Linked DNA regions of Mus musculus: all the other regions are linked to region 2. Evidence: chromatin loops called from intact Hi-C (ENCODE). Cell type or tissue: left cerebral cortex. All regions are shown on one strand. Region 1 overlaps Bmf (BCL2 modifying factor). Region 2 has its middle 7.6 kb from the start of Srp14. Region 3 holds the start of Bub1b (BUB1B, mitotic checkpoint serine/threonine kinase). Region 4 overlaps Ivd (isovaleryl coenzyme A dehydrogenase). Region 5 has its middle 2.8 kb from the start of Plcb2. Region 6 holds the start of Inafm2 (InaF motif containing 2).

Region 1 (5,000 bases), 58 kb after region 2:
TTCTGCCTATAAATTCTTGTCTGTGACTCTAGGGGAGCCACTCTAAACCAGCAACCTAGGGAGCCAGATTAAGTCTTCCACTTAACCACACTCCTCAGGAAATATATGAGAAAAACAAATGGCCTAGAGGTAGGCACAAGGAATATGGCCAACATAAACTAACACCCAGGGCAGTTAGACACCTGCTGGCCTAGGGCCAGGACTGATACACTCAATATGCCAGCATGCCTTTCTACATCATTGTAATGTCCCACATCTCACTGGGCAGGAAAAGGAGAAAATAACAACAACTGAGGTCTATTACAAGGACAAAAGGGCAGCCAACAGTCATACTCTCATGCAATTCTCCTTCCCACCTCTTGGGGGCACTCTGGATGAGACAATAGCACCATATCTAGAACTGACCTGTGCCCTCAAAGAAGCAGCCCTAACTAGGAGAATTAATTTGTCAGTCAGTGAAGAGTAGGGAGACCTCAGGACAGGGTCTTCTCCTGAACCAGCTGTGAGGAGGCCTCTAGCCTGGTCTCCAGCATGCCAGAGCTCACTAACGGACAGGGGGCTATCCTGGGAAACAGCTGTTAACAGAGGCCAGATGATTGTGAGTGAAGAAAGAAAGCCTCCAGACGTGCTCTAGATGAGGCAGAGACTATGGCCACTGTGTCGCCCCATCCTCGTCAGTGTCAGGACCAGACACCATGAGTGAGCTGGGCTGAGCCATGGAATACGACCAAGGTGGATTAAATGTGCAGGAAAGAATCAGAAAGTGTCCAAACATGGACTGGGAGGGACTCGCTAAGCCAAGATTGGACAATATAATCATAGAAGGAATGGGGACCGTGGCTGGGCCACAGCAATTAGCCAGGCAGCCTTATAACCAAGCACAGAGCTAACCTCTCTCCAAATCACTTAAGGACTAGGAAAACCCATCAGAAATAGCTGTGGCACCCCAGTCCCTCTCAGAGAGCATAGGAAGCCTATAACACCCTGTGGCCTGTTTTCAGAAAACTCAGGGTCAGCTCCACCCTCTCCTGTCCGCAATGGTGTGTCTCTCAAGTCAAAGTTACTATTACCAGTAACTATTCTGGTTATCTGAATTATCTAAAATTGCCTATCTAATCTGCGGTTTATGCCCAGCCCTGACAGTTACTTGTTCCTGTGATCTAAACACAGACACACACACAGACACACACAGACACACACAGACACACACACACACACACACACACACACACACGCTGCAAGGATAAGAACACAGTCCCACAGGTAGAGATTGTGTTCATTCCCCTGTCTTGTGGCTTTGCTAGGTAGCATCTGTACCAGCAAGGATCCAGCCCCAGGCCCCGCCCCTGCCTTGGCAGCCATTCAGAAAGCCAGCCTGCCTGGGAAGGGTTAAGCACCTGGGGGCCCAGCACAGACGGTGGCTGGGCTGTCAAGCAGGACAACCTCCCATCCATGGCACAACGGGCTCCAGCACGAGCCTGCCAGCCGCCGCCTTTGTTGATGGACTCTGCCATGCTCGGCTGACACGCGATGCTCCGCCCAGACGGGGCTGGTGCCAGGCTGCCGGCCAAGCACCAGGCACTGCGCCCCGCCGTCCGTGGCTCTGGGGAGACTCCGAGGTACAATCTCCAGAGTCCTGTGCCTGGGTTCCCAGACACAGACAGTGAGGACTGGCTCCCCAGCTGGAAAGTGTCAGGTTTCAACCGGTTCTACCACTTTCCCCCACTCAGGCCCCATCTCAGGACTGATTACTGGTTTCCCACTGTTCCTCGGCCAGGCACACCCCCAACTGCTCAGTTTCACTGCTGCATTCGGCAAGAGGCAAGCCCTTCACTTGGGTCCAGAGAGTTTGTCAAACCAGACTACAGGAAGCCATCCCATTGGCAGGGAGTGATGGCAGCAGCATCTTCCACCTCTTGTGAAGCTGAGTAGGTAGCTGGAGCTCTCAAGGACAGGAGTACTCATCTAATTGTGCTACCTGGGTCCATCCGTAATTGACAGTAGCCAAGACCAAAACTCTTAAACACACCCAGAGGTCTAGTAACCCCTGGCTCTGGCTTCCCAGCCTCAACAGCCTCAAAGCCCCCCCCCCCCCAACCCTCATGCCTACTTGTTGCGTATGAAGCCGATGGAACTGGTCTGCAATACACTGAAGCTTTCTGGCGATCTGCACCTCTGCTCGGTGCTGAAGGAACTGTCCTTCAGGGGGCTGCTCCCCAAGGGGTGAGCCTGCAGGGAAACTGGCAGGGAGAGGAAGCCTGTAGCCAGCGTTGCCTGCAAAAACAGAGAATCCACAACTCAGCCTTTTCTCCCCTTAGCCCATCTTCTCCATGTCAGCCCTTTCTGGCCAAGACCTGGAGTTACTGGTAAAGCTCAGGACAGAAGGAAGAGGAAGCAGCCTGGCCTTTACCAGGGCATCCTGCCAAACTTGGACAGCTGCCCAAGACTATAAACGTTGGTACAGGGCCGAGGGTGTAGCTTAGGAGTAGCTGAATATTTAGTACACATGAGCGCGTGTGTGCACACACATATACACGCGCACACATGCACACACACTTATGCTGGAAAAACAGGAAAGAATACAGACCCTGCCTTCTCCTCAGCACTGTCCTGTCAGTGCCATGGCATAGCACAGGGTGCTAACGTGTGTGACGACCATGCCAAGCTTCTGGCATTTATCAGGCTGTACTTGACCTAAATGTGTTACTCGGGTAGCAGTAGGTGGAAGCGCTTCTCTGGGATAACTCTCCAGAGTTCCTGGGTTGTGCAAAGCAGACAAGGAAAAGCAAAACAAACAAAAAAACCCAAAAGTGCCTTCGTTTTTCTAGTATAGTTAGGGAGAGCTGGGCTCATCACTCAGAGATCAGAGCAGCAGCAGCAAAGCGGATGAGAAAACTCCTGAGGCCCACAGAGCAGCCAAGTCGGCTCACCGAGTGCTGGCACCAGAACGGCCGCTGGGGGCGCCTGCCACCTCCTGCCTCCTCCCTCTTCCAGCCCGAAGCAGGCCTCATCCAGCTTCTCTGACTCCCGCCAGAACTGCTTTTCCAGAAGTGCCCTATGGGCAGTTCCCTCTGAGAGTAAGTGCAGCGCGCTCCTCAGGGCTCCTCGGTCTGCTCCCGCAGACACAGCAGGATGACCTCTGAGCCTTTACCCTCCCTCCACAGGCCAGTGCACTAAAAGAAGAAAACAGACCGAGTGTCTAATCCTGCCCTCTTGCCAGAGGAGGGCATATTTCTCATAAAACAAACCCTTGAAGCCCACAAATGAAGGGGTCTTGTCTGATTTAGCCTTAGTAACAACCCCTCTCCTGGCACTGAGCCCAGATAGGCCCAACCTCTTTCTCCAGTTCCCCTTCCCAGCACAGAAAGTCCCAAATGGCAACTGGAAGCCACCTTCTGTCTTTGGGAATCTTCCGTATAAGTACTGGCTGAGTGGTACAGTGACACATGGTTTAAAACTCCCTTCCACCTCGAGAAAGGCAAATCAGCACTGGGGCCAAAGGGCAGAGCCACTGAAACGACATAGGATGTGAAAGGAGATTGCAGGGACCAAGAAACCCCTCCAAGAAGAACAGAAAGAACAAAGCAGTTTGCTCTATTGGGGGCCCAAGCTCAGGTGAGGAAGGCTGAAAGCTCTTGAATAGATAGCCCTGGCTGTTCAGTTTGAGGAAGGAAATAGTACAGAGCAGGTTTAGGGAGGGAAAGTCCCCTCTTTCCCCCAATCTCTAAGGTTAAGAGCACTCACCGTAAAAGAGTCTCTGGGGTTCCTCTGTCACCCCACAAGGCAGCATGACACCCTGGCTTGGGGAAGCTGGACTGAGGGTCTGAGTGGCCTTGTCTTCCTGGCTTATGGGCCGGAGTCCGGGACCACAGCAATGGGTGAGAGGGAAGAGCTGGAGTCGACTGAGGGGACAGTCCAGCTGGCTCTGGGCAAACAGGTCAGCAGAGAGCAAGCCCCCAGGCTGTGTCCCTGGCTCCCCATCCTCTGACTGGAACACATCATCTTCTAGCTCCTCCACACACTGAGGTGGCTCCATCTCTCCTGTCAGAGAACAATGGAAGCATCTGGGCTGCTGTCCTACTGAGGCCAGACCTAGGATTCCCCTCCCCTCCTTCCTTCCCCCCTCACCCCCCACCCCTGCTCTTCTTATGTGAGGGAACCAAGCCAACTTCTGATGATACACAACCCTGGTAATAAAACACCACCAAGGGTGACATTCACCCCCAAAATGTGGCCTCTATGGTCAGGGCCCCTCCATGCCTTTTCTCTGTACCTGCCAGAGCCACCCTCCCCCCATCCCCCACCCCACCCCCTCCTCTGACCTAGGCTGGTCACAAAGTTTGACACTGAGGATTTGCGAGCAACAGCAAGGGTAGGATCAGGTGCTACCACCGGGTACCTGGGGACATAGAAGCAAGACTAGCCTCTGTAAGTGGCTGTGGAGGCTCAGAAGGGGACACTTACTGACTATACAAAAGTGCACAACATACTTATGTGCACACACACACACACACACACACACACTTCCTAAGCAGGAACCTCCAGGCTCTCGGCGAAGTCTGAACTCCAGGCTAAGCAGCAAAAACAAGAGCCAGGAATTGTAGAGCAGCCAGGTTCCCTCCTAACGTGCTAAGCCCCACCCTGCTGCACATCTCCACCCCCTCCTTGCACAACACAACAAACAGGCTCTGTGGTGTGGTGAGTGTGTCCTGGAACAGGGGACGTAACTTAGTCACTCCAGCTGGCCAGCTGGCTTAGCTCCCGTCCAGAGGAGCAAAGCTGCCTGCTCACCACAGGTTAATCTGGAGGGTTGAATCGGCCTCTAGCAAAGTGTCCAGCTAATTCTACTCGCTAATCTTCGTGACTTCCAATTCTCATCCACTCAGCCTCCCATTCCTGCCAGAGCTGAACCTGAGATAGGTGCAAAGTGCCTCGCAGAAGGAAGTGAAATTCAGCCCTCCTGCTGAGCGCTCTCTCCCTGCCTACACAGTGGGGCTGTT
Region 2 (5,000 bases):
AAAAGGAAATGATGGTCATGGTTTTTGTTAAAATCTTCGTCATATCTTTTTGTCAAAATTATCATCACTAAGGGAACTGGGTAGATGTAACAACTCATTCAGAGGCAAATAGCAGACACATTTATAAACCAGGAATTCAGAAATGAGTTTGTAAGAGAGTTGCCCCTCCTCTCAACAGAGTTTGTCTGTCCAGGCATAAGAATCTCCGGGACTGCCTGCCATGTGGTCCTTCTCAGCCAAATGAAACGACAGGCTAGAACCAGCCAGCCCTGAGCAATGTCGACAGGAATGCTTTCCCTTGGAAAAAATACACCTATTCTTGTTCTGCTTTGGATTTAAAAAAAAATTTCAAAACTGTATATATATGTAACTATACGCACACACACACACACACACACACACACACACACACGCACACACGCACACACGCACACACACACCTTGAGAGACAAGTTACTTTTTTTTCTTATGAGTTTCTTCTCTGAAAAGCAGGATAGTATTGAAGGTACCCCGTAGCTGCCTAAAGGCCAACTGGTTGGCAGACGTACAGCCAGCCCATCACCAGCTGCCATTTTCTTTCAGATTGCTCTACCAGAGCAGAACATCTGCCCCACCCAACAAAGTGTGGTGTGACCATCTCAAGATGCAGGTCACTGCTAGCCAATAACGGCCAAAGGAAGCCACCGAAGAGATCACAAATCAACCAAGATTGGCAGGTTGGCCAAAGCTCAGGGTCTACTTTGGGTTTTGTATTCCTCTGCATGGATCTTGTTTGTTTGATCACATGCATGGTTTTCTGGGGGAACCAGGAATGGAGACAGGCTCTTAAGTAGCTCAAGCCAGCCTGGAGCTCCCTAGTGTGGAGGATGACCTTGAACTTCTGACCCTCCTGCTTCCACCTCCTGAATACACGCCCAGTTTTATGCAAAGCTGGGAATCAAACCTAGCACTTTACAGTCTGAGCTACATTTCTAGCTTCCTTTCCTTAGGTTCACTCTTTCTCTTCCCTACTAACCAACCCACCAACCCACTGTGTGTGTGTGTGTGTGTGTGTGTGTGTGTGTGTGTGTGTACACTAGTGTGGTGTAAGGTGAGGATTGTTTGTTTTCTTTGAATTTCTTTCACTTTCATCTTCGTTCCTGTCCATTATTTTGTTTATTCCACCTTTACTTGAATCTATAAGCACCTTAATTTTCTCAGCTACAAAATGGGGGTGTCAGGAACCATGGAAGCGCCTGCCTCCCTGGAGAAGAGTGCATGGTCTATCAGATCATGCACCGTTATGGCTCCAGTCAACCAGGCTGGAGGTGGCTGCTCTGGTTTCCCACCTGTAAAACAGAAGCACCGAGACTCACAGATGCTGTGCCTTACAGGGACTGTCCTCTGAGCCAGGGGGACTGTTTTCAGTTGTCTGAGTAGATCTAGGTTTCCGAGCTGCCTCACCCAGGATCAGTGAACTGAATTTAAAGTGAGCTGAAGATAAAGTGGGTGACTGAAAGGAAGTATGGAATGACACAGGGCTGGGCTGGACTCAGGGTGACAGAGGAAGTCCCAAGATCTGGAGACCTAGTGGGTCAGTGGGAAGAGATTAGCTCTAGTGAGGAAGGCACCCCAGGGAAAGCCAGTGGGAAAAAAGAGTGTGTTCGGAAGCCTGAGTGTTCCTACGAAGAGTAACCACACTGGCATGTTGGCACACACTCTGAACGCTGCTACTCAAAGCTGCTAATTCCTACTCTTCTCTCCAGTCAGTAAGTGTTGGTTGTATACATGTGGGAGACTCCCTAACTCTGGGGACTCATTGCCACCCTGCCCTCTCCCTCAGAATGGAGTGATACATTTTAATCCTGCCCCCAGTACCCTACAGAGACCATGTGAACAGCTTCCACTTGGGGCCAGAGAGTCTGGGGTTGCCCTGGTCCCTCATTTTTGTGTGAAACCTGGGTACATTATTTATGGGGATCATTTCCTACCCCAAAGGGTTGACTACCAGATGCACAGAGATAATTCCACCATCCCATAGGGGCTTACACTAATTCCTAAAGTCACTTCCACATCCGAGAACTGAGAGGGCATGGTTTCACGTGCCTGCAATCCCAGCACTGCAGAAGCAGAGGAAGATAGATGCTAGTTGGAGCCACTTTGATCTAGCTAGTGAGTTCCAGGTTAACAAGAGCTATATAGCCAGACGCTTTCGGAAGTTCAGTACCTGTCCCCGAAGCCCCTCCGAGGTTTAGGAAGTCTCTAGAGCCTCCAGACGCATGCCATTAGCACCGCCCTTCTTGCTCCCTTAGACAAAGCTGAGGAGGCCCCAGTGTCTTCCAGCACCCCTCTCCCAGCTCAGTCTCCCAGGGACCCACCTGCAGTACTCCTCCCAGCCAGCAGGGGACGGCATAGCATCAATGGACAGGTGCAGCGGTAGGCGCCCAGGATCTCCTAGAGCTTGGATAATAATTTACCGTAGACAGACAAGAATATCCTAGATTGTGGGCTTTATCTTTAAAATATGCTTCAGGAGGGAGCTTGGCTTTCTGTGGACCGTGGAATTATCCATTCGCTGTACAGGGACTAACCAGGCACCCTATGGTGCAAAGCACTCACTGTGTGGATATCCAAAACAGACCTGTTTCTGTTAGAGGGACTAATTTCATTGAACAGCTTAGCACGTGTTTACTGAGACGTTACTAAGTGCCAGGCTCATTTCTAGGCCCTTCCCTGTGTTCTTTCGAGTCCTCCTAACAGTCCTGAGATTTGAATATTTCGTGCCCACTGTCACTAAAGTACCAAGAAAGGGATTAAACGACACCAAGAGGAAGTAGGGACTGGACCTTTAGGGCCCGGTGTATAATGTCCCTGTGTCAGGAAGAGTATATGGATGGTTCCAGGATGGAACACACACCAGGGACTGGGCCTTTCAGACATCCACGGAGTCGGCCATAAAGATGGCAGAAGGGAAAGAAGAGAGAAAACTGACCAGCTCTGGTACCTCACTCTCTTCCTGTCATCTTCCCTCTCTCTGGGTCTAGACCTGCATTCCAAGGCCCTGTTCTCCCTTACACTCCAAGGGAAAAAGAAAATCCTGTCTTCAGAATCATCAAATCCTTAAATTCTAGGCTCCACACAGCACTTTCTAGTTGTGTTTCCAAAAGAAAGTCACTTTTTAAAGAAGAATTTTCTGTGTGTGTTTATGAGTGTTTGTCCTGCAGGTAAGTCTGTGTAACACACATGCAGCGCCCACAGAGGCCAGAAGAGGGCATCAGATCCCTAGAACTGGAGTCACAGATGGTTGTCAGCTGCTGTGTAGATGCTGGGAATAGAATCTGGGTCTTCTGGAAGAGCTAAGAGTGATCTTAAGCGACAAGTGATCTCTCCATCCCACGAAAGCCACTTTTATTTCTAAGAACTTCCATCTCAACTGGAAATGGGAAGGTCTTCCTCACTAGGGTGAGTTAAATGAGACCTGTACAGAGACATCCCACAAACGAAACCCAGAGAAGCCAGCTGTCAGTGTTCTCACACACTCCTACTCAAACAGTACCCAGAGCACAACTAATTGGTCCTCCCAAGACCCACCCCTCCCCCTACAGAAACGGTTACCTCACCTCACCTCTGTGCCTGTAAGCTACCTCACCTGACCCATTCATCATATGTCTCACACACACCCCGCCCGCCACTTTTTTAAAAAAATTTTTTATTGTAGCTCATGCTTGTAGGGATCAGAGGAAAACCGAGTGAAACCCTGACTGAATGAGTAATGCTGACGTGGGGTTAGCCACTCAAGGATTATAGCCTCAGACCCATGGAAAAACAGCAAAGTCTCCATCTCCTGCCAGGGTGGGGCTCAGAGGGAACCCGGAAAAGCCTTCTCTTCTGATCCATGTGTGGATGTAGACAGAGTGTACAGAAATGTCTGTCATAGCTTTATCCCACCAACACTGCCATGTTTAGGGACTAAAGAATACTCCCCTAGAGACTGTACCTACCACATTAGCCAAACCTTGATCCAGTATACCTTAATCTTGCCTCCCTGTTTATCTGTCTGTATTAACATCTCTCCTTGTTCAGCTGTATACGGTAACTCCCCCTTCCTCTTCAAGTCTATATAATAAACACTCAGCTTCCAGGATGCTGTGGTTTCTCCATCCAAGAGCCTAGTCCACCCAGTCCCAGCTTCCTGTATGGTATGTCTGTGTGTCTGTCCTTTCTTCATTCCCTTGCTGTCCACCTCAGGTCAAGCTCCAAGGACTCAACACATGCTTGTCTTGAACATCATTCCCCTGCCTCTGCATTCTGAGTGCTGGGGTTACAGGAGTGCTCTGCCGAAATGTTGAGTGAAGGCTAGATTTTAATGTGGCACTTCAGATGCCAGAGACTGCACCCCATAAACATCCCCTGGTTCCGTGTGCCTTGTGCAGAGGTGGGGGTGGGGCAGCACTATTGCAGGGTGGACCACGCACTGTACAAAAGGAAACGGAGGACAAGCCAGGGATGCCTGGTTGTTATGCAAGCAGCCCCATCCAGAGTGCTATGTGAAGGCTCTTGTTCCCCTCCTGGCCTTTTTCTCCCTCCACTGTTAGTGGGTGGGAGTCGGAGTTCTCTATTTATGATGATTAGGGGTACCAAGTTCGTTTGTTTGTTTTCAAGACAGGGTCTTACTGCACAGCTCTGGCTGTCCTGGAATTCATTATGCAGAATAAGATGGCTTGAAACTCACAAGAGATCTAACTGCCTCTGCCTCTTGAGTGCTGAGATTAAAGGTGTGTGACACCATGCCTAAGTGTCCCAAGTTTAAACTTTCCAGCTTGGAAGTAAATGACCAGGAAATAATACAGTGAGGATTCCAGCAGAGATCGCCTCCCCAGGCATCCTAACTCCCAAAGTGAGAGATACTCTCCTGTTATCACTCAATCTCCATCGACGAAGGAGCCACTCTACCACTCTGGGAGGTGAACAAGGGAAACAGACACAGAAGCAGACCACCCATCTGATGGGGCAGTTATGTC
Region 3 (5,000 bases), 110 kb after region 2:
TCAGGAATACTGATGCACACCCTTAAAGATTCAAGGTGCAATCTGATAGATGAAGAAGTCCTGAGGGGAGCTGTTCCACATAACCCAGCATTTCAGAAACAACCAAACACTAAATCTCTAGTCTCCTATAACACGTATTGGTAACTTAAAACCCTGTCAGGAGCATCTCATCACTATTTAGCCCTGTTTTCTATATGATGGTTAGGAGAAAGTGGAGTATAATCTGGCACTTTTTGATGGGGCAGCATAGAGGTCCAAGAGTAGGGAGCTGGGTGAGGAAACTCACTGGATAATGGTGGAAATAGAGAGGTGGGAATCTACCACAGACACACACCTCAGTTGCTTCAGAACTTGATTTGTTCTGATGGGTAGATTGTGCCAACTCGTCCTTTCCCTCAGGTTCACTGTCTTCTGTAGAGAAATTCCCATGGCTCCCCTCTCTACTCCAGAGCCTAGTTGGAAGTTATATGCTCAAATGACTAATTTATCTGTTTCTGGTCTGGGTATCGACGCCCTGACATTCCTTGTTTGTTTGTATACCCCCGCCCCAACAAACGGAGAAAAATTTGACAGAATGGGCTATGTACACCTCTAAGGAGACGAGAGAGGGAGGGAAGATTGAGTCTTAAGGGAGAGGCAGTGCAGTAAGGAAGAGAGTGTAGTACAGGATACAGCAGTCCTGGAGAGCAGTGCAGTATTGTTGCGAGGGAGAGTAGAGCAGCACGGGAGGGAGAGGGAGGCAGGTTGAAAAGAGAACAAGCTGGACACAGGTAAAGACAGAATGAGCAAGAGATTGAGAAAGAGCCAGAAGATTAGGAAATAGAAAAGACTGCTAGAGTGAGTTTGAGGCCAAGCAGAGCAATTCAGGGGCTGGGAGAGAAGCCAGATTGAGTCAGTCAGCTGGGAGAGGAGTTTGAGCCAGAACAGCTGAGTTGAACCAGCCAGGTAGACTTCAGAAAGAACAAGAAAGGGTGAGCTTATTCAACAAAATTGAGAGGCTGACCTAGATTAGATCTTATGGAGGCTAGAATTTTCTAGGAGTGGATCTAGGTCAGCAGATGGAGGCAGTAAGCCCCTCAGACAACAATCACAACAGGAGAATAAAAGTTATTTTTATAGCCTGATCTACAGAGCGAGTTCCAGGATAGCCAAGGCTACACAGAGAACCCTTGTTTTGAAAAACAAAAACAAACAAAAAACAAAAGCAAACTTTTTATTGTGAAGTAAAGTTGCCCTGGATGGTCTTGAAGTCTTGGTCCTCACATCTCAGTCTCCAGAGTAGCTGAACTATAGGCCTGCATTACCAAGCCTTTAGCTCCAGTGAGACAGGCAAAGCGCTTACCCTGTTTGTATTCTGTGTTAGATCGTAGTTTACAGGACATCTGGTAGGCTGCATGAGAGAACAAATGGTACACTTCCAAGAGAATTTAAAGGAAGTTGGTCAAAGTTGAGAAGTTGTAGAGGTCAAAGGGCTTGCTGGGGAAAGGAAGTGCAGTGCTAAACCAGGTCTTGTGTAAAAGAGAAAAACGAGAACACAGTCTTTCCACAGGAAACAGCTGGGTGAGAGTGGCCTAAGGATCCCTGGACAGGTGTTAAGACCTGGGGCTCAGACAAGACCTAGGCGTAGCACAGTTAATTGTTCGGAGCAACCCAGAAGAGTAATGTACTCAAAGACACGTTATGAAACTGAAACCATCAAAGAACCTCTTGTTAATAAAGTGTCTCTCCCTGGGTTCGAAGGCTTGTCTTAGAAAGGAAACACAGAGCAAACTCGAAGTGCCTGAGCACGCTGCAGTGCTAGGACAACCATTGGTCCTTGCACCTCAAACCTGAAACTACAACTCCCATTGTGCATTGCGCAGCGCGTGCTTAAACCCGGGATACACTACAATCCCCAGAATGCTTTGGGAGGAGCGGGAGCGGGGAGCGGCGAGGCTACGTCTGCGTCAAGAGACGTTAAATTTGAAACTTGGCGGCCCGTGCGTGATGGGGGCGTGAGGAGGCTATTCTGAGAAGGAATCGGGTGCGTGGTTTTGTTTAGGAGCACGGGGTGACGATCTTCGCAGCTCCAGAGCCAGCTGAAGGTTGAGGGAGACTCAGTTAGCACTCGGAGGATAAAGGTCTGCGGAAGGGCGAGAGCAAGTATTGGGAATGCAGGATGGCGGAGGCGAGGTAAGGACCGGACGCAAATTGCTGCCGCTGGGTGCTCGGCTGGCGAGGGGAGGATCGAGGAGGTCGGCCAAGAGCAGGTCTCCCCAAACCCCCTTCCCAACGGCGTGGAGCCCTGCATCCAGCCAGGGGGCAAGACTGGGAGAGTTTGGAATTTGCCATATGATCTGGTTCTGAAACTCACCTCAGCCGTTTTTATTTGACCTTGAACATGTTTACGGAGGGGTGGGGGCACGCAGATATTAATGCTGCTTTATGGAGTTCTGGGAGGATTCAAGATGTTTGTAAAGTACCTGCTTTCAACTAATAAGTGTTCTCACTTTGCTAGCAGCTTAGGGATCTGAAGAGCAGAGCACTTGCAGCTTTTCCTCATCATAAAATATAGAGGGTTTTTCTAGGTTAGAATTTAAGATGCATTTCAATTATGGAACTTATAATAACTGGGTAATTGCTGTCATAAGCTGTCATTCATGGAAGAGAATTTATCGACTACCATTTTGAGCACTGAAGGCGAACAGTAAAAGACACAAAATCCCAACCTTTGTGAAGCTTAAGTTCTGGGGAGGAATGAATCGGGGTGTGTGTCGCGGATGGGCAATAAGACATGTTTAACATCAGATAGAATCAGTATTAACAAGTGTAAAGCAAGAGAAGACGGCATTGGAGGTAGAACTAGTGTGGTTTCAGAAGGGTTTGGACATGTAACTCAGGAAGGGCACTTGTTCAAGGTACATAAGGCCTTAGTTCATTACCCAGCAATGAGGCTTGGGGGTGGGGGAGTCGGGGCAGAGGGAGATTTGAACAGAGGCCTCCCTGATGAGATGGCACTTGGGTCTGAACTAGAAGGAACTAGTCACGGACAGGTGAGATGGCTCTGTGGATAGAGATAATTGCTAACCAAGACTGAGGACCTGTTTGGTCACCCCTCCCCCACCCCCGAAACCCCATGGTGGAAGGAGAGAAACAACTCTAAGGTTGTGGCCTGACTTACACACACACACACACACACACACACACACACACACGGCGGGGGGGGGGGGTGAGAATAAATACATTTTTGTTTTGTTTTGTTTTTTGTTTTTTTCGAGACAGGGTTTCCCCTTATAGCCCCGGCTGTCCTGGAACTCACTATGTAGACCAGGCTAACCTCGAACTCAGAAATCCGCCTGCCTCTGCCTCCTGAGTGCTGGGATTAAAGGCGTGTGCTACCATCACCCGGCTTGTTTTGTTTAGTTATGTTTTGTTTTATAAATACATTTTTTTTTTAAAAAAGAGCTAATCATGTACGTATTTAGAAACAGGAGTGGATGCTGCTACTGGTGTCTCATTGTCAGTGGGAACCCATGTCAGACATAAAGCTGCTAGTTTTCTGTTTTTTGTTTTTTTCTAAATTTAAGTTAACTTCGCTAAACTTAAGATGCTTTTAAAAATTATTTTTCCTAGCTTTAACTTTATTTGTACAATACTGTCACCAACACCCTTGCCATGTTCTCTCTTGTGTTGAGCATTTACTTGTAGAGCGTGGGATAGGCTCTGAAGCTGAAGAGAATGATGATGCTCCTGGCGAACCAGCTGCGTCCAACCCCAAAGAGCCAGAAATCCCCTCTCTGAAGATGTCATCACAGTACTGTGCTGTAACACTGTTGGCGTGGGCTTCATTTCTGTTTCCTTCTTCCCAGTGAAGCCATGTGCCTGGAGGGAGCAGAGTGGGAGCTGAGTAAAGAAAACATACAGCCCTTACGGCACGGGCGGGTCATGTCCACACTTCAGGGAGCTTTGGCAAAGCAAGAGTCAGCCGGCCACACTGCTCTGCAGCAGCAGAAACGGTATGTAGTGGAATGCTTTGTGTTCAGCTTGTAAGTCCCTGGTGTGATAGGCAGCATGGGGGTGAAGCTGCCGAAGGCCTACAGGCAGTGGCTCTCAACCTTCCTAACGCTGTGACCCTTTAATACAGTTCCTCATGTTGTGGTGACAACCCTTCCCCCCCAACCATAGCATACTTTGCTGCTTCATAACTGTAATTTTGCTACTGTTACGTATCTGTTGTATAAGAGATCTGATATGCAACCCTGTGTGAAGGTCCTTTGACTCCCAAAGCAGTTGCAGCCCACAGGCTGAGAACCACTGCCCTAAGGAATACTCTTCAGTGAGAGTATGGAAATCTGTTCTTCCGGTTTTCTGATTGCAAGCTTTCAATAGCATGAGATAGTATTTATTTCAGGCTAAAATGTAAAGTGTAACCATACTCATTGAATTAGATCTTTGAGAACCGTGCTTTTATGGTTTTGTTGTAGATGGTAGCATTCTGTTTTTGTTTTTGTGAGACTGGCTCTTTCTGGCTTAGAACTCACTGTGAAGTTCCAGGGTGGCCTTGAACTCAGAGAACCGCCTGCTTTTGCTTCCTGAGTGCTGGGATGACGCCATGTGCCACTGTGGCTTTATTTTATTCTTAGCGCTTGCTCTGGTGCCTGGAGCTTCGTCCTGCACTGGGCTCTCTACTTGTCTGACTCTCCTGCTGTCTGCTCCTGTCATGTCTCATCCCAGTCTCTGGCCTCACTTTTGCTTTTACAACGACCGTTGACGTCTCTTGCCTTCTCAGTGTCTCCTACTGTGATGTTGTAGACAGCCCGGAGCTTGAGAACATTCAGCTTATGATTGTAGGGCTCTGGGTGTGTGGAAATTATACTCATTTGATTGAAATCATACTCTGAAATGTGATCTTTTCAAGGATAATGGATGTGCAGGAGAGCTGCCTTGAGATGCTGGGCAGCTGCAGAGAGCCGTAGTACCCAGTGACCCTGAGTCTCTGGGGCTGAGCCATGTGCAGTGTG
Region 4 (5,000 bases), 380 kb after region 2:
GAGTGAGGGGGGAGGGTAGTGGCAGGGAGTTGGGGGACTTTTGGGATAACATTGGAAATGTAAATGAAGAAAATACCAAATTATAAAAAAATAATAATTAAGAAGAGATTAAAAAAAAAACACAGAAAATCCCCTCTGGAGCAAAGCAGGGAATAACCCAGCAGAAGGAGCCCCAATAAATTTTTTGCTAGTGTGCTGAAACAAAAAAAAAAAAAATTGAGGGGTTGGGGTATATGAGTTCAAGTTCGGTTTGGGCAAAACTCAATCTTAAGATTGATAAAATGATAATGTCTTAATCATTTGCAAGATGTATAAACAAAGAATCTTTTTTTTTTAGATTTATTTATTTATTATATGTAAGTACACTGTAGCTGCCTTCAGACACTCCAGAAGAGAGCACCAGATCTCGTTAAGGATGGTTGTGAGCCACCATGTGGGTGCTGGAAATTAAACTCAGGAGCTCTGGAAGAGCAGTCAGTGCTCTTAACCGCTGAGCCATCGCTCCAGCCCCTAAACCAAGAATCTTAAGAAAGAGGAGCCAACATTGTCCTAGTTAGAGTTACCATTGCTATGATGAACGCCATGACCAAAAGCAAGTTGGGGAAGAAAGGGTTTATTTGGCTTACAGTTCCATCTTGACAAAGTCAGGGCAGGCAGGAGCTGATGCAGAAACCATAGAGTGATCGATACTGCTTACTGGTTTGCTCCTCGTGGCTTGCTCAGTCTGCTTTCCTATAGAACCCATGACTACTCCCCACCCTAGGCTAGCCCCACCCACAATAGACTGGGCCCTCCCCTATTGACCACTAATTAAGAAAATTCCCTACAGTCTACAACCCCATCTTAAGGAAATATTTTCTTGTTGCGGCTCCTCCTGTCTGGTGACTCTAGCTTGGATCAAGTTGACAACACTTGTCTGCACAGTCACCGCTAAGGAAGCATAATTTAGTGGGACCCCTAAGCCTCAACCTGATGCTGTGTGGTGAGAGTACCCGTGGTCTAGCTCCCAGAATATGCCGTTTCAACCACAGGGCCATTATGTCTCTCAGTGGCGGTCATGTCTTGGTTTCAGTAGTCTCTATCTCTCTCCCTCTAGCTTCGTCATACTATATCTAAGTTTCTTCAAGAGAACCTGGCCCCCAAGGCCCAAGAGATTGATCAAACCAATGACTTCAAGAACCTGAGAGTGAGTTGCAAGGGTTCCTGTGGGAGGGGAGGCCTCTGGGACACGCCTGCCTGCATTGCACTTATGCCTAGAAAGATGGCCACTGTCTCCTGGTGACAGGGCCTTGCTAACAAGAATATAGCCCCTTTCTCTGAATGGCTTGGTCTTGTTCTGGCCACAAGTGACTAGCTGCCTTCTCATAACCCACCTCACTCTTCTGTTGGCAGGAGTTCTGGAAACAGCTGGGGAGCCTGGGCGTACTGGGCATCACAGCCCCCGGTGAGTTTGACTTCTTTCCCTAAAGAGAACTCTCTCTGTGGCCAAAACAGACATAAAAGGAAGTGGGCATGGTGGCACAGTCCTGTAATCCCAGCAACACTCAGGGGGCTGAAACAGGAGGACTGCACTGAGTTCAAGGCCAGCCTGTGCTGTAGAGTAAGTTCCGGGCCAGCCTAAGCCACAGAGTGAGACCCTGATTCAGAGACACAAAAACAAGGGGCTGGAGAGAAGACTCGAGCTGGGCTTGCTGTGTAAGCATGAGGCTAGAGCTCAGATCTCAGCACCATGTAAAAGCCACGCCTGTCCTACCTGGCGCCTATAGTCCCAGCACTGAGCGGGGCTGGGACTGGATGCTTGCTAGGGCTCACTGGCTACGAATCTAGCCAAAAAACCTAAGTTCCAGGTTCAGTGAGAGACTCTACCTCAAAAGGACAGGGTTTCTCTGTGTAGTCCTGGCTGTCCTGGAACTCACTTTGTAGACCAGGCTGGCCTCGAACTCAGAAATCCGCCTGCCCCTGCCTCCCAAGTGCTGGGATTAAAGGCGTGCGCCACCAACGCCTGGCTCTTTTTTTTTTTTTTTAAGTTTTTTTTTTTTGCTTTTTATTTTTATTTTTATGTATGTGTGTCTGTATATATGTTTGTATGTGTGCACACACATGTGTGTTTATGCATTCCTGAGTACATGCCTGTGTATGTATGCTACGTCTATATGTATCAGTTCCACTTTGTTCCCAAAGCTATGCTATAAAATCTCACCTTTGGGCCAGAGAGATGGCTTAGTCGTTTAGAGTGCTTCCTGGTTCTCCAGAGGACCCAAGTTCAGTCCTTGCTGTTCACCTTGGGTGAATCACAGCCACTATAACTTTACCTCTAGGGCAGTGGTCTCAACCTCTCTGATGCTGCAACCCCGTAGTGCAGTTCCTCATGCTGTGGTGACCCTCAACCATAAAATTATCTTTGTTGCTACTTCATAACTGTGGTTTGGCTGCTGTTATGAATCATAATGTAAATATTTTTCAAGATGGAGGTTTGCCAAAGGGGTCGTAACCCAGAGGCTAAGAACTGCTGCTCTAGGGGACCCAAGAGGATTGGTTCTCTTCAGGTCTCTAAGGGCACCCATACACTTGGCATAAATACACACATAGGTAAGTAAAAAACACGATTAGCCTTGTTAAAAGTCTCATCTTTTTTGAGGCCTCTGCACATGCACAGCCTGTAACTGAGTTTTTGGTGCTCTGAGCATAGGCCCCTTCCCACCCACCCCTCTGTGTTCCCCTGCCTTCTTCCTCCATCCATCTGCTTCTGCCTCCTGTGTCTTCTACAGGAGTGGGTGCACAGGGTTTTGCTTGTCCTCACTGAAGATGACAGGATTAAAACCAGTGTGGGAGACGATGGTCTTCTGACCTATAGTTCACCCACAGGCAGCTAGCAGAACCAGCTGTGTCCCTGGCAACAACAGCCTTCCACCCTTGCCAGGGAGACTCACAATAGATTCCAGGGTGTTTCTTTTCTGCCAACTAATGTAAGATTCCTTCCTGTCTGTGTTCCAATGTAACCTGGCTGCCTTTCTGCTTCCCACACTGTCCCACTCCCAGTTCAGTATGGTGGCTCTGGCCTGGGCTACCTAGAACATGTGTTGGTAATGGAAGAGATATCCCGGGCTTCGGGAGCAGTGGGGCTCAGCTACGGTGCTCACTCCAACCTCTGCGTCAACCAGATTGTTCGAAATGGGAATGAGGCACAGAAAGAGAAATACCTTCCCAAGGTGAGGAGACAGGGATGGAGACGCTCACTCGTGTGGACTCAACACAGCCACCATATCACAAGCCCTCCCCTTGGTGGGGGCCAAGCACGTTCTCGTTCTTGGCTTGCTGCCATAAGCTAAATATAACGAGAGAAGGGATTGGTATTGCTTTAAAATACTTAATTCAAAAGATTTGAATGCACAAATGGCTGGAGAGATGGCTCTTAGGGTAAGAACATTGACTGCTCTTCCCAGAGGACCCAAGTTCAATGCCCAGCACATATATGGTGGCTCACAACCGTCTATGACTCCCTCCCTCCGTGATCTAATCCCCTCTGGCCACTTTAAGCACCATACACATTTGGTACACAGACATACATGCAGGTGAAATAAATAAAGGTGGAAAGCAATAGAGGAAGATAATACTGACCCTTAGTCTCCACATACATGTGCACATACAAAAAAGGAAAGGGAAGGGAAGGGAAGGGAAGGGAAGGGAAGGGAAGGGAAGGGAAGGAAAGGGAAGGAAAGGGAAGGAAAGGGAAGGAAAGGAAAAAGAAGAAAGCAAGGGCAGAGCTTAACTTGTGAGTTGGATGAGTAACATTTAACAGACTTTAAGAAATTAAAGGTGCACACCTTTAATCCTATTACTCAGGAGGCAGAAGCAGGTGGATTTCTGAGTTTGATACCAGCCCAGTCTACAGAGTGAATTCTAGGACAGCCAGGGCTACACAGAAGAAACCCTGACTTGAAAAAGAAAAGAAAAAAGGAAAGAAAGAAATCTTCAGCCAGTGATGTGGTGACTTGTGACATATGTGGAGTTTCAGCTGCCATGGAGGCAGAAGCTGGAGGATTTGGCAAGACCCTATCTCAAAAAACAAGTAGGAGCCAGTGAGATGGCTTAGTGGGTAAATAAATGTGCCTGCCTCACCAGGCTGGGTGAGCTGAGTTTGATACTCATGATAGAAAAAGAACCAGCTCCCACGAATTGTCCTCTGATAGACACACACACACACACACACACACACACACATACACAGTAGCCTATGTGCACATGTACACACAGAGAACAAATATATTTAAAATATAAAAACCATAGGGTAAGGGGAGGGCTCAATGGTAAATTCCTTGCTTAGCATGCGTGAGACCTTGGAGCCAATCCCGGCACTGCCAAAAAGTGGCAGAAGCAAGGGTAGAAGAGAGGCCTTGCAGATGCTCGTTTTACTGGGGGGGTGGGGGGGTGGGGGGGGCGGAGTTTGGATGTGGGCAGGAGGAGGCAGGAGGAAGAGGCTGTCCCTGGGAGCTACTGCAGGACACTTCCCAGTCCTAACAGGACCGGGTTTGAGTTTTCCTTGTAGCTCATCAGTGGTGAGTTCATCGGAGCCTTGGCCATGAGTGAACCCAATGCTGGCTCTGACGTTGTCTCCATGAAGCTAAAAGCAGAAAAGAAAGGTAAGGTCACTTGCCACGGGGCATCTGGAAAAGGCAGAAAAACAAACTCAGAGTAAGGGAGTAGGAATTGGGAGTGGCCTCTGCTGGGTTCCTGTGCTGGTTCTCACAGTTCTGTGCAGTTCTGTGGACTGACTGACCAAGCCAGGCCAAGAGACTTCAGCAAACATTGGATTCCTGCCTTGCCCTTAGGAGATCACTATGTTCTGAATGGCAACAAGTTCTGGATCACCAATGGCCCTGATGCTGATATCCTAGTCGTGTATGCCAAGACAGATTTGACCGCTGTGCCAGCTTCTCGGGGCATCACAGCCTTCATTGTGGAGAAGGTGAGGGTGGTGGGTGTGACCCAGAGAGACTCCG
Region 5 (5,000 bases), 240 kb after region 2:
TTGGGGCCAGGACCCCGTTACAAAGACAGGCTTTACTCAGATTTACACACCCCCCCCCCCCGCCAATGGAAGAAAGTGATATATCATGGAGGGGGGTGGGAGATACCATTCCTGAGCCTTGGGCTGAGGCAAGAACACAAACAGTTCTTTAGGAAAAGGGTCCTCCACAGAGCAGGGGTTCTGTCCTCAGAGGGCGGGATCTGGAAGTGGGAGTCAGGGATGGGCCGGGTCCCAGCTGGCACTGAGTGTTTTGAATAAGCAAAGTCTCTCGGACACCCAGCTCCTCTTTCTCAGTGCTTCCTCCCCATGAAAATGAGAGCCAGGTGAGGCAGTATGCCTCTCACCCATGACACTTCTCTGCATCTTTGAACCTTTCAATGAATACCTAAAAACTCCACTGCCCAGCAGCTGCCTCACAGCCTAAGAGGCCCTTTGCTGCCGCCAGCACTGGAGTGTTCCTTCATGCACTGTGTTGCCTCACACACAGATCCTGGAGGAGAGAGGTTCTGAGAGGCAGACCAGAGCCTGCTCTAGCCCCCTGTTCAGGGTTTAGCCCACTCTAACCCAGTTCGGTTCTAGGTGTTGTGATCCTTACATCGTCCATATCTATCCCAGAGGCTCAGTTCCAGCCCAGCTCAGGCCCCAGTCACTTCCTCTTACCTAATAATGCACTCTTATCAAATGGCTTAGCACCGTTGGGGAGGCTAGAAGCTTAACCCATGATTTCCTTCCCCTCTGAGGCCCTGGCCTTCTGCAACAGGTCCCATCAGGGGTCTGTGTGCCACCCCTGACAACTGTGAACTACCCTCTCCAGGCCCTGGAACTACTGGCTAGGAGCCAGTGCATGAGAGTAGGGGCGGGCAAGAGAGAACAGGTTTAGATGAACAGGTTAGTTAGGGTTAGTGAGAATCAAAAGGTAAACTGTGGGTCTCTGGCACTAGAGGGATGGGGTCAGGAGTTCAAGACTAGGCTACAAGAGAGCCTGCCCACCTCCCACCCCACCCCCAATAAAAGTAGTGAACTTCTCAAAGAAAGCTAGCTTAGAAATTAATTGTCCCCAGAAAAGCAATTCTAAGACCAGATCTGAATGAACGGCCTGGAAACCGGCTCCCAAACTCCTGCAGGTGACAGGTGTTCCAACCCCTCCCTCAGTGTCTCTCCTCAAGCCCTGCCTTCAGCCTTGGATCTCCCTGGGAGACTCCTGGGAGCCCCTGCACATCTGGCTGTCTCTGTGGGATCAGGTTTCCTGTCTGTTTGAATGAATTTTGCAAGGGAAATCCCTGCCCCTTCCCAAAGCCTACACCTGTCACCTGCACGGAGCTAGTCCCCATTTCCAAGTTCCTCCTTCCTGTCTTGCCTGCAGCCATAGGCCTGGAAGAAAGCCTAGAAGGGAGGAGGGGTGTCTCTGTTCCTCCTTCAAAGAATTCTGGGTTCTTTGCACCTTCCATCTCTGGCCCTAAGCCCACAGAAGAGAAACTTTATATCCATACCCATTGATGGCATCCCCTGGACAGGCTCTGGGATTCCTGACTGTAGTAACATCAGTGGCGCTCACCTGCTAAATCTGGATGCCAGCCAAAAGAGCAGCAAGCTATTTGAAAGACCTTTACTGAAGAGGGGTTTCCTCTTTTAAAAATATATATACATTGCCCAGCATGGCAAAACACGTCTGTAGTCACAGCTCTTTGGGGGACAAGCTGGAAGATTGTTAGAACGCTGGAGTTCAAGTTTTAAAAATATTAAGTTGACAAAGGAAGAAAAAAAAAACCGTAATGTCAATAATAGTAGAGTGGTCGTGGCTGAAGGAAGAGAAGAAGTCTCAGGAATACATTTGGGAAGTTAGCCTTGGACTGACTCTTGGGCCTTGTGGATTGGAAGGCTTCCCCTTGGCGGGAGGCCAATCTAACCCCCCAGGGTGGAGAGTGGAAGGGCAAGGATGCCCCCTGCTGGGCTCATGGGAAAGCTGAGCCTGATAGGGAAAGAGGCAGACTCCTGAATCAGCCACTCCAGGAAGTCGCTGGTAGATCTGTGTCACTGCGCTTGACAGGTGGGAGCTGTGGGCTGCAGGCAGGGAGGGAGCTTACACTCAACAGCTGTCTCTGCAGGGGTGCAGAGGGGAGGAGGTCCCAGTCCCAATCCCAGCTCGCCCAGCTCACTGGTGGCACTGGACTCATGGGGTGACTGGGTTTCCAATCTGCTCACCAGAGAAGTTCAGGGGTGGAAGCTAAACTCTTATCTTCAGGTGCCAGAATTACTGGCCAGGTGGATAATTTTCTCACCTGATGCAGTGGGATTCAGGAACAGGGAGGCACCTTGTGTATTGGGTTGGGGGCAATGGCTACTTTGCTCCTGTCATGGAGAGGGATCCGTTGTGGCATCCTCTGAAGCCTGTTTTCCACACACTGTTCTATGAACCCAGCCAATTACTGAGTAAGTCTATCTGGTGATGCTCACCTTTTAAAGCACCTCATCTTTCTCACCTGTATAGTGGGAATACCTCACTATACAGGTACCTCATAGGGATGTCCCTGAGCTTGCAAGGGAAAGGGATGGGCCCAGGGGAAGCAGCCACTCTAGGAGGATGCTGGTAGATATTCCATTTGCGATACTGAGACAGCAGTATCATGTGGGAGCTTTGGGGACAGAGCTTATGCTCACCAGCTGCCTCCCAAGGTTAGGTCCCAACTTCCCATGCTCCCAGCCTGACCTAGGACACCCCCTCCCACTTCAGCTTCTCCAGTGCTGGAAGCACAGGCATGTACCACTATGTCTGTCCCTTTCTTACTCCTTCTCAGTGAGTTAGCCTCTGAACCCATAGGTTCTGCATCTGTAAAGTCAACCAACCTCATAGTTTTTTAATGGTAAAAATGGCATCTGTATTGAACATGCAGACATGTTTTTCTTGTCAGTATCTTTCTATATAATACAGGGTAATAAGTATTTTCATGGCATTTACATATCAGGCATAAGGATCTCAATATGGCTTACAGAATGTGGAAGGTATGGTAGGCAATATGCAAATGCTATACCATCTTATATAAGGAATATCTTTGGATTCTGGTGGATACAGGGACCCAGAAGCCAACAACCCATGTATATACCAAGGGATAATTGTACACATGCTGTTCTTTCTACATGTGTCTTCACTGACTTGCTTCACACACACACACACACACACACACACACACACACACACACACACACACACACACACACACACTACAGCTGTTTGTAAGAATCACGTGCTTGGACTCACTTTCCCAGAGCAAACCAAATTAGAGACGCCTCAACTGTAGTCTTGAAATCTGTTGTCTCCAAGCTGCCTGAACTCATAGTTACCAGCACTGGGGCTCAATTTATTAACAAACCACAGCCTCCCATGTGTCTCTCAGCTCAACCCCAACAGCCAATAAGACAGATGCGAAGATGTGGACCCAGGGCGATACCAGTCCAGCTGTCATCAGCTGAAACTCCTTGCATCAGCTGCCCACTGCAGTGCTGGAAACTGAGTGTGAGTGAAGGCAGAGACAAAATACGGACCAGGTGCCAAGGTGCTAAGGCAACCAAGAAGCTTCAAGCATCCTCTGAAACTGGGCTTATAATCCCAGAATTCAGACAGCTGAGGCAGGGAGATCGCCACAAGTTGGTGGCCAGCTTGGGCCACAGAGTAAGGCTCTGACTCAAAATTTTAAAAAAATTTTTAATTAAATTGAAAAAAAGAGTTCTCTGTAGCCAGGAATAGTGGCACATACACGTAGTCCTAACACTCAAGAGGCTGAAGCAGGAGGATCACACATTTGAAGGCAGCCTTGGCTATGCAATAAGATTCTACCTCATAACCAAATGCATGAATAAATAAAAATTCTCTAGAATTCTCAGAGTCAGATGTTGTTCGGCTTCCCTCCCTCCCCTCTGGGTGACAGAAGAACCACCTGGAATGTCATCATGGAAAAGATCAGAAGGAGCAGTCTCAAATATGATTTTTGTTTCGGTTTGAAGACAGGCTATCTCTGTGTGACCCTGTTGTAGCCCTGGCCATCCTGAAGCTCACTACATAGATCAGGTTAGCCCTGAACGCACAGAGATCCACCTGCCTCTGTCTCCTCCATGCTAGGATAAAGGTGTGTGCCACCACTCCTGGCTGTATGTTTCCTTTTGAAGTGTCATTTGGGATCAAACTTACCTGATCCATGTTCCAGGACCCTAGCGGATTGTTTCAAGTCCCAGAAGTTTGCTGTGGGCTCCCAGCAAAAGGGCAGCTCAGTGATGATGAATCTAATTAGGCCCCAAATGCTCCAGTTCTAAAAATCCCACTCCCATCAGGAGGGCCAACGTGTGTCTCCAAGAGACGGTCACCGGTCACCTTGGGGGTGAGAGATGCAGATGGTAGAAAAACATGACACTTGACTCAGTATGTGCTGTTTAGGCATCATCTCTTAGCTGTTCTACCTTTGTTTATACATCTGTAAAAGGGGCCAGTTTTCATATGGATGAGGAGAATAAATTAGTTGATGTCTGTCTCTGAAGCACAGTGCATCACACATAGGAAATGTCCTAGGTGCAATCGATTGCTTCTCTCTTTACTCCTAATTTGGTCCATCCCCCAGCCTTTATTATTTTTTTTAATTAGGGCCCAGATAGAACCACGGCCTCTTGGTTCTGTGACTAGCAGGAAGCTAGTCATTACAGGGATATTTGGGGAGAATTGGGACCAAACACAACCTACTCTGCTGGAGCAACAGCTCAAACCCACAAGGTAAGATGAAAGGGCTTCATTGAGGGATCCAGGCTTGGCTCCAAGACACCGGCTGTATGGGGACAGGGTGGGGGAAGTGTCGGCTTAGCAGAAGCATGTGTGAATAAAACAGGGATTTTGCTGACAGCCAGCTCCATCTGAGTCAAAAGACAGAGCTGCCAATAAAAGCGGACGCTCTTGAGTGGTTGGATTGAAGCTGCCTGTGAGCCTAGCAGCTCTCTGTCTTGCAATTCCACCAGAATAA
Region 6 (5,000 bases), 260 kb after region 2:
CTGCCACCCCCACCCGGCTAGTAATAACGTTTATAGTCTGCATTGCAACTTCCACTTAGCACTTGTTGAGATTCGGTGTAGTACAAAAAATAGCCACAGCGATCCGAAAGACTACTAAAATACTCCTCTATTTTCCAACCACACATCTACACGATGCCAGATTTTCTTTATATATTTTGACCGAAGGAGCACAGTGCCAGCAAAAGTAAGCCTCCAGCTGTCTTCTGTAAAGCAACGTTCATTGGAGTTGTAAAAATGTGAAACTGGCCAGGCATAGTGACACACGCCTTTAATCACAACACTGGGGAGGCAGAGACAGGCAGAGCCCTGTGAGTTGAAAGCTGGCCTCATCTACATAGCAAGTTCCAAGAAAGCCAGGGCTACCTGTAACCCACCTTGGCAACTTAGTAAGTCAACTTACTTTAAAAATAACCACGTTACTTTAAAAAAACTGTTTTAAAAAGAAATATAGTGATTTTCATAAAAACATGTCCTTTATTCACATGCAATGGAGTTGTAATGTCCTAACAAATTAATAGTTTATAAATCCCTGCCTCATTTCTAATATGGAAATTTATTAATAACTATAACCCACACAAACAAAAGGATTTATTTAGGTGCATCAGCGTTTTGCCTACATGTGTGTGTGAGGGTATCAGATCTTAGAGTTACAGACAGTTGTGAGCTGCCATGTGGGTGCTGGGAATTGAACTCGGGTCCTCTGGAAGAGCAGCCAGTTCAATGCTCTCAACTGCCAAGTCATCTCTCTAGCCCAACAAAACTCAATTTTTTAAATGTCTGTCTCATGTTGCCAAGTTTGGTCTTGAATTCCCAGCCTGGAGTGGCTTCCCTACCTCAGCCTCTCAGGTAGCTAGGACTACATGCATGTGCTACCAAGGCTAGCTCTGGAAACCTGAGATAAAGTGCTTGAGAGCCTCTGGCACAACTGAGGCACAATGAACCATTGTGAGCTGGCCAGCTAGCTTGCCCCAGGGCCATGACAGTATCAACCTGATCCGTAGATCTACTGGACAGGAACCCTACCTGCACTGGATGCTCATCATGTTAACAGCTCAGCAACCAGCTTCTGTTATTTCAGATCAGTTATAGAGCAGCCTCTTGCTGGCTTCCAGAGGACAGCTCACACTGAGAAGCCCCATGGTACAATATGGGTATCTGTCCCACCAGCCAGTCCTCATTGCTTTGATACCCAAGTATTGTCTGAGCCTTCTGGCCAGGCTTAAATAGGCTCCTGGCCACACATAGACTATCCACAGTAGCACCCCAGCTCTTAGTGTTTTTTTTTAAACCCTTCTTCCACGGCAGTTCTGGCATTTTATTCTGGTGTTGCTCCAGTCTCCCAAGGTCTTTATCAGGGCACAAAATCCTGCTTCCCAGGCTAGTGCTTCCATAACAACAGACTCCCTAACTCAATGTCATGTTCAGTCTTTCCCACACCCCACTCACCTATACTACACATCTGCCTCTGCCTCCTGCCAGTCCATGGCGTCCACTTCTGCAACTCCTTCAGGGTGCACGGTGCCTTCCCTCTTGCCCAGAAGGACGCTGCAGATCTCTGGTTGGGTTTCATCACAGTTTCATTCTACTTAATGGCCTGGTAGTTGGGGAGAAAGAGGCAACTTCCTTTCCTGCCTGAGGACAGTTGCCAGGAACAGTAGCAGCAGGGAGCTGTCCATAGCCAATACTCCTAGCAGAGTATCTCTATCCCATGGACTCGTGGCTGGTGCCCCCACAGAATAAACCTTGTCTACAGAGACAAGGTTTGGCTGTGCTTCCAAGCAGAGTAGAGCAAGAATTACGCATCTAAGTCCTGAAGTCAGAAAGACTTGAGTGTTACTTGAATTCTAGTCACGTGATCCTGGGTAAGCACCAGTTTCTTCTACAAAATGGAGATAGATATTAGCTCCCTAGTATATTGCAAATAGTTATGACTTCAGACATAGTGCCTGGCACATACCAAGACTATAAGGTTGTGCCTCTGCTTTGATTGCTTTGAACTTTTCTAGAGGCTGAAAGGACTTCTTCAGGGAGCAGACAGCGTGGCTGCTCGGCAGAGACAGTCATTTAGCTGAGGCGGCACAGCACTCCACAGGAATGTTGTACAAGAGGCTCTAGGGTGGTTGAGGATATTCACCAAAGATGGCCTTTTGGGTCCATTCTGTCCCCAAACTTGCTTTGATTCTTGAGTTCCTGCCTAACCTTGGTGGGGGAGAGGCACTTAGAAAAGCATATTCACTTTCAGGCCACTAGGGGGCCATTTACTTGCCGGCAACAGGAATACGCTAATGGTTTCTTAATGGCTCAGGCACCAGGGAGATCAGGCTCAATTATATCTGAAAGCATTTTGAGTTCCAGGGGTAAAAGACACTATGTAAATCTAGATAATAAATAGTGCTTATTGACGACAGGTTAAAGAATCTGGCACTGTTTCATTTGGGGAAGAATAGGGAGAGGAATTGAATAAGAGCTTCAAGTACATCATTGTTTAGAATAAAGAAGGAGTGACACGTTGTTTTCCCGACTCTGCTGGGAAGCAAGCAAGAAAAAGGAAGTGTAATTTGCAGCAGAAATATGAAGAGGCAATATGGAGTGCATTCCAGAAAGGGAGTCAAGGGGGCTTTAACAAAGATTTAAGATCTTGTGTGAGATCTTAAACTGTAATTCACCTTGGGATGGTCCTACGATCAACCCCACCAGGAAGGCCAGAGAACAACTGAGAAAGGAGAAAAGGACATTTGATTGCAATTTTTGGACTTTAATACTACAGGCCACCTTCAAGACCTGCTCTGGCTGCTCCAGAACAGTACCCCGTCCCGCCCCCACCCCTGTGTGTGTCTCTCTCTCATACACACACACACACACACCACCACCACCACCACCACCACCACCACCACCACCACCACCTATCAATCCACAGAAGCCCATAAACACTAAACTCTCAATGTCCTTGTAATATCTCAGAAATTAAAAAGGCACGGTTTGCCAGGCAGTGGTGGCGCATGCCTTTAATCCCACACTTGGGAGGCAGAGGCAGGTGGATTTCGGAGTCCGAGGCCAGCCTGGTCTACAGAGTGAGTTCCAGGACAGCCAGGGCTACACAGAGAAATCCTGTCTCGAAAAACCAAACCAACCAACCAAACAAACAAAAAACAAACAAACAAAAGGCTCCTTGAAATAGTATTGGGTGGCCCATTGCTAGAGACACAGCCCCACCTGAGCCTCCAACCAGGACCAGATTAGAAACTTGTGGTTCGAAGCCCACTAGTACACTGCATTCTGGTAGCGCTTCCATGGGATGGAAAATTTGGGGAAGGGCTTGGATAAGGAAAGTCAAAGTCAAAGGAAAGGGAGAAGTGGAAAGGGCAGAGGGAGTCCTGCCCAAGAGGTTAGAAGTCAGTGGGGCCCTCGCAGAGGCCACGCCCCACCCCAACTACATCAGGACCACAGACCTTTCTCCTACTCAGACTCATAGTTCTCTAATCCACTGAGACATCCAGGCTGCTCACAAAGACAGTTTTGGGAACACAGGGAGAGTCAAGCAAGAGGCACCCAGAAATCAATCGCGGTGAATTACAAAGAGGAAATAGGGATGAAACAAGCAAAGGGGAAGAGGGTGAAAGTATAGAAAGGGTGGTACTAAGAGTCCCTGCGTGCAGAGGGGTGGCCGGCATCCAAAGGGCCCTAAGAGCAAAAAGGCTGAAGCCTGGAAGGAACAAGCCTCAATGGGAAAAGACAGTTCTCTACATCCTGGGGTTGAAGAGAATCAAAGAATGAAAACGCTGGGAGATGTCCTCCACCAGTTCAGTGCAGCCCCTTGGGTACAATTCGAGACCAGTCCTGAAAGTCAGAAGACCAGAAAGTAGGACCTGAGACCTGTTGTGGGATTTGAGATTATGCTGGCAGGTCAGCCTAAGAAACAAACTCAACCTTTGGCTCTTGTCCCTGTGGCTCACAGTAGTCTGACTCAAGGGTCCTAAGAGGACCCAATCAGGCAAGATTCGAGTGGTCTCGGAGTCCAGACCAACAGAAAAAAGGAAGCGAGACTGACTGCGGTGTGCGGGCGCCAGGTTCCCAGACCCGAACCAGGCTCTTTGGGGTGAAGGGATCTGGGACACTATCCCCTCACTATTCTAGAGCTACCCGAGAGCACAAGCTTAGTGTTAGCTCCACTTCGGAGACCCGGTGTAGGTGGGCCTGGTTAGTTCTCCCACCTACCATCTCCTAGCCTGGGCCATGTGAGGAGACGCCTGAGTTGACAGCTTTCTACGGAGCCTGCCCCTCCCTGCCACCTCCCGGTTCCGCACTCCCTCCCGCAAAGTGCCTTTCCCCCTTTAAAGAAGCTCCTGTCGCCCCTTTAAGGCCCAGCCTCCCTTAACTCTCTCTTAACTGGGCGTCCCCCACGGGGCCCACGATTCCCCGCCGCAGCCGCCTCCCAGCGCGGCACTTCCGGGCCCCTACATCGCCCTTTTAAGGGGCAGCCCCCCGGCAGCGCGCGGCCCCGCCCCCTGCACCGGCGCGCCCCGCGGGGGAGCCGGGCTAGAGCCGGAGCGCGCGGTCCGCGCGGCCACTGGAGACCAGGCGGCCGGCGGCCGGGCAGGCGGCGGCAGCGGCAGCGGATGGGGACGCGGAGTCGGGCGGCTGTGGCTGTGGCGGCGGCCGGGAAGCAGCTGGCGGGCCGGCGGCGGCGGCGGCGCTGGCGGCGGTGACGGGCCCAGGCCCCGGCGGCGGCAGCGACGCGGTGGCGGGCTGCGGGCGGGCGGCGTGAGGAGCAGCGGCGGAGCGCGGGGCCGCCGGGAAGCCAGGGCGCCGAGACGCCCCCTGCCCAGTCCTCGCAGGCCGCCAGGCCCCCTCCAGCCGGGGCCGTGGAGCACCGGGGCAAAGGCCGGGGCCCCCCCATGAAGGAGCGCGACGCGGCCCCGGCCGAGCGGGGCAAGCCGGCCACCTACACCGGGGACAAGAAGGCGAAGATGGCGGCCAAG

Evidence for each region. A loop is a pair of places that touch in the nucleus more often than their neighbours do. Peaks named below come from ENCODE experiments on the same cell type or tissue, not always from the same donor. Only the 100,000 strongest peaks of a DNase experiment are listed, where the experiment ranks them.
Region 1: a loop joins it to region 2, with 2.9 times the contacts of the local background. A loop is called at or near these places in 24 of 42 quality-filtered maps.
Region 3: it touches region 2 in a loop (5-fold over the local background); 40 of 42 quality-filtered maps call a loop at or near these places.
Region 4: a loop joins it to region 2, with 2.8 times the contacts of the local background. A loop is called at or near these places in 16 of 42 quality-filtered maps.
Region 5: it touches region 2 in a loop (3-fold over the local background); 10 of 42 quality-filtered maps call a loop at or near these places.
Region 6: a loop joins it to region 2, with 2.7 times the contacts of the local background. A loop is called at or near these places in 11 of 42 quality-filtered maps.

The regions. Positions count from the first base shown.
Region 1 is chr2:118,542,972-118,547,971 of GRCm38, forward strand. It overlaps Bmf (BCL2 modifying factor), which reads right to left. Exons shown (of 5, transcript NM_138313.4): 3 at 3,745-4,041; 4 at 2,111-2,274. Among named protein-coding and RNA genes, the nearest start is that of Bmf, 4.2 kb to the right of the region's middle. In left cerebral cortex, CTCF peaks have their summits at 354 (motif pointing right) and 2,956; DNase peaks (open chromatin) are centred at 250, 1,522, 1,803, 2,431 and 3 more places; H3K4me3 peaks cover 300 bases; H3K27ac peaks cover 1,497 bases.
Region 2 is chr2:118,484,762-118,489,761 of GRCm38, forward strand. No RefSeq gene overlaps it. Among named protein-coding and RNA genes, the nearest start is that of Srp14, 7.6 kb to the left of the region's middle. In left cerebral cortex, CTCF peaks have their summits at 2,367 (motif pointing right) and 3,241 (motif pointing right); a DNase peak (open chromatin) is centred at 2,378.
Region 3 is chr2:118,596,290-118,601,289 of GRCm38, forward strand. Bub1b (BUB1B, mitotic checkpoint serine/threonine kinase) reads left to right here and starts at 1,922. Exons shown (of 23, transcript NM_009773.3): 1 at 1,922-2,172; 2 at 3,849-3,995. The coding sequence starts at 2,159. In left cerebral cortex, no CTCF peak of the experiment used is centred here; a DNase peak (open chromatin) is centred at 1,899; H3K4me3 peaks cover 482 bases.
Region 4 is chr2:118,868,339-118,873,338 of GRCm38, forward strand. It overlaps Ivd (isovaleryl coenzyme A dehydrogenase), which reads left to right. Exons shown (of 12, transcript NM_019826.4): 2 at 1,097-1,186; 3 at 1,393-1,444; 4 at 3,040-3,209; 5 at 4,547-4,640; 6 at 4,830-4,966. Among named protein-coding and RNA genes, the nearest start is that of Ivd, 8.8 kb to the left of the region's middle. In left cerebral cortex, no CTCF peak of the experiment used is centred here; a DNase peak (open chromatin) is centred at 2,947.
Region 5 is chr2:118,728,720-118,733,719 of GRCm38, forward strand. No RefSeq gene overlaps it. Among named protein-coding and RNA genes, the nearest start is that of Plcb2, 2.8 kb to the left of the region's middle. In left cerebral cortex, a CTCF peak has its summit at 1,946 (motif pointing left); DNase peaks (open chromatin) are centred at 1,567, 1,937 and 4,836.
Region 6 is chr2:118,741,199-118,746,198 of GRCm38, forward strand. Inafm2 (InaF motif containing 2) reads left to right here and starts at 4,560. Exons shown (of 1, transcript NM_001301269.1): 1 at 4,560-5,000. The coding sequence starts at 4,917. In left cerebral cortex, CTCF peaks have their summits at 136 and 2,274 (motif pointing right); DNase peaks (open chromatin) are centred at 175, 2,264 and 4,439; H3K4me3 peaks cover 1,106 bases; H3K27ac peaks cover 179 bases.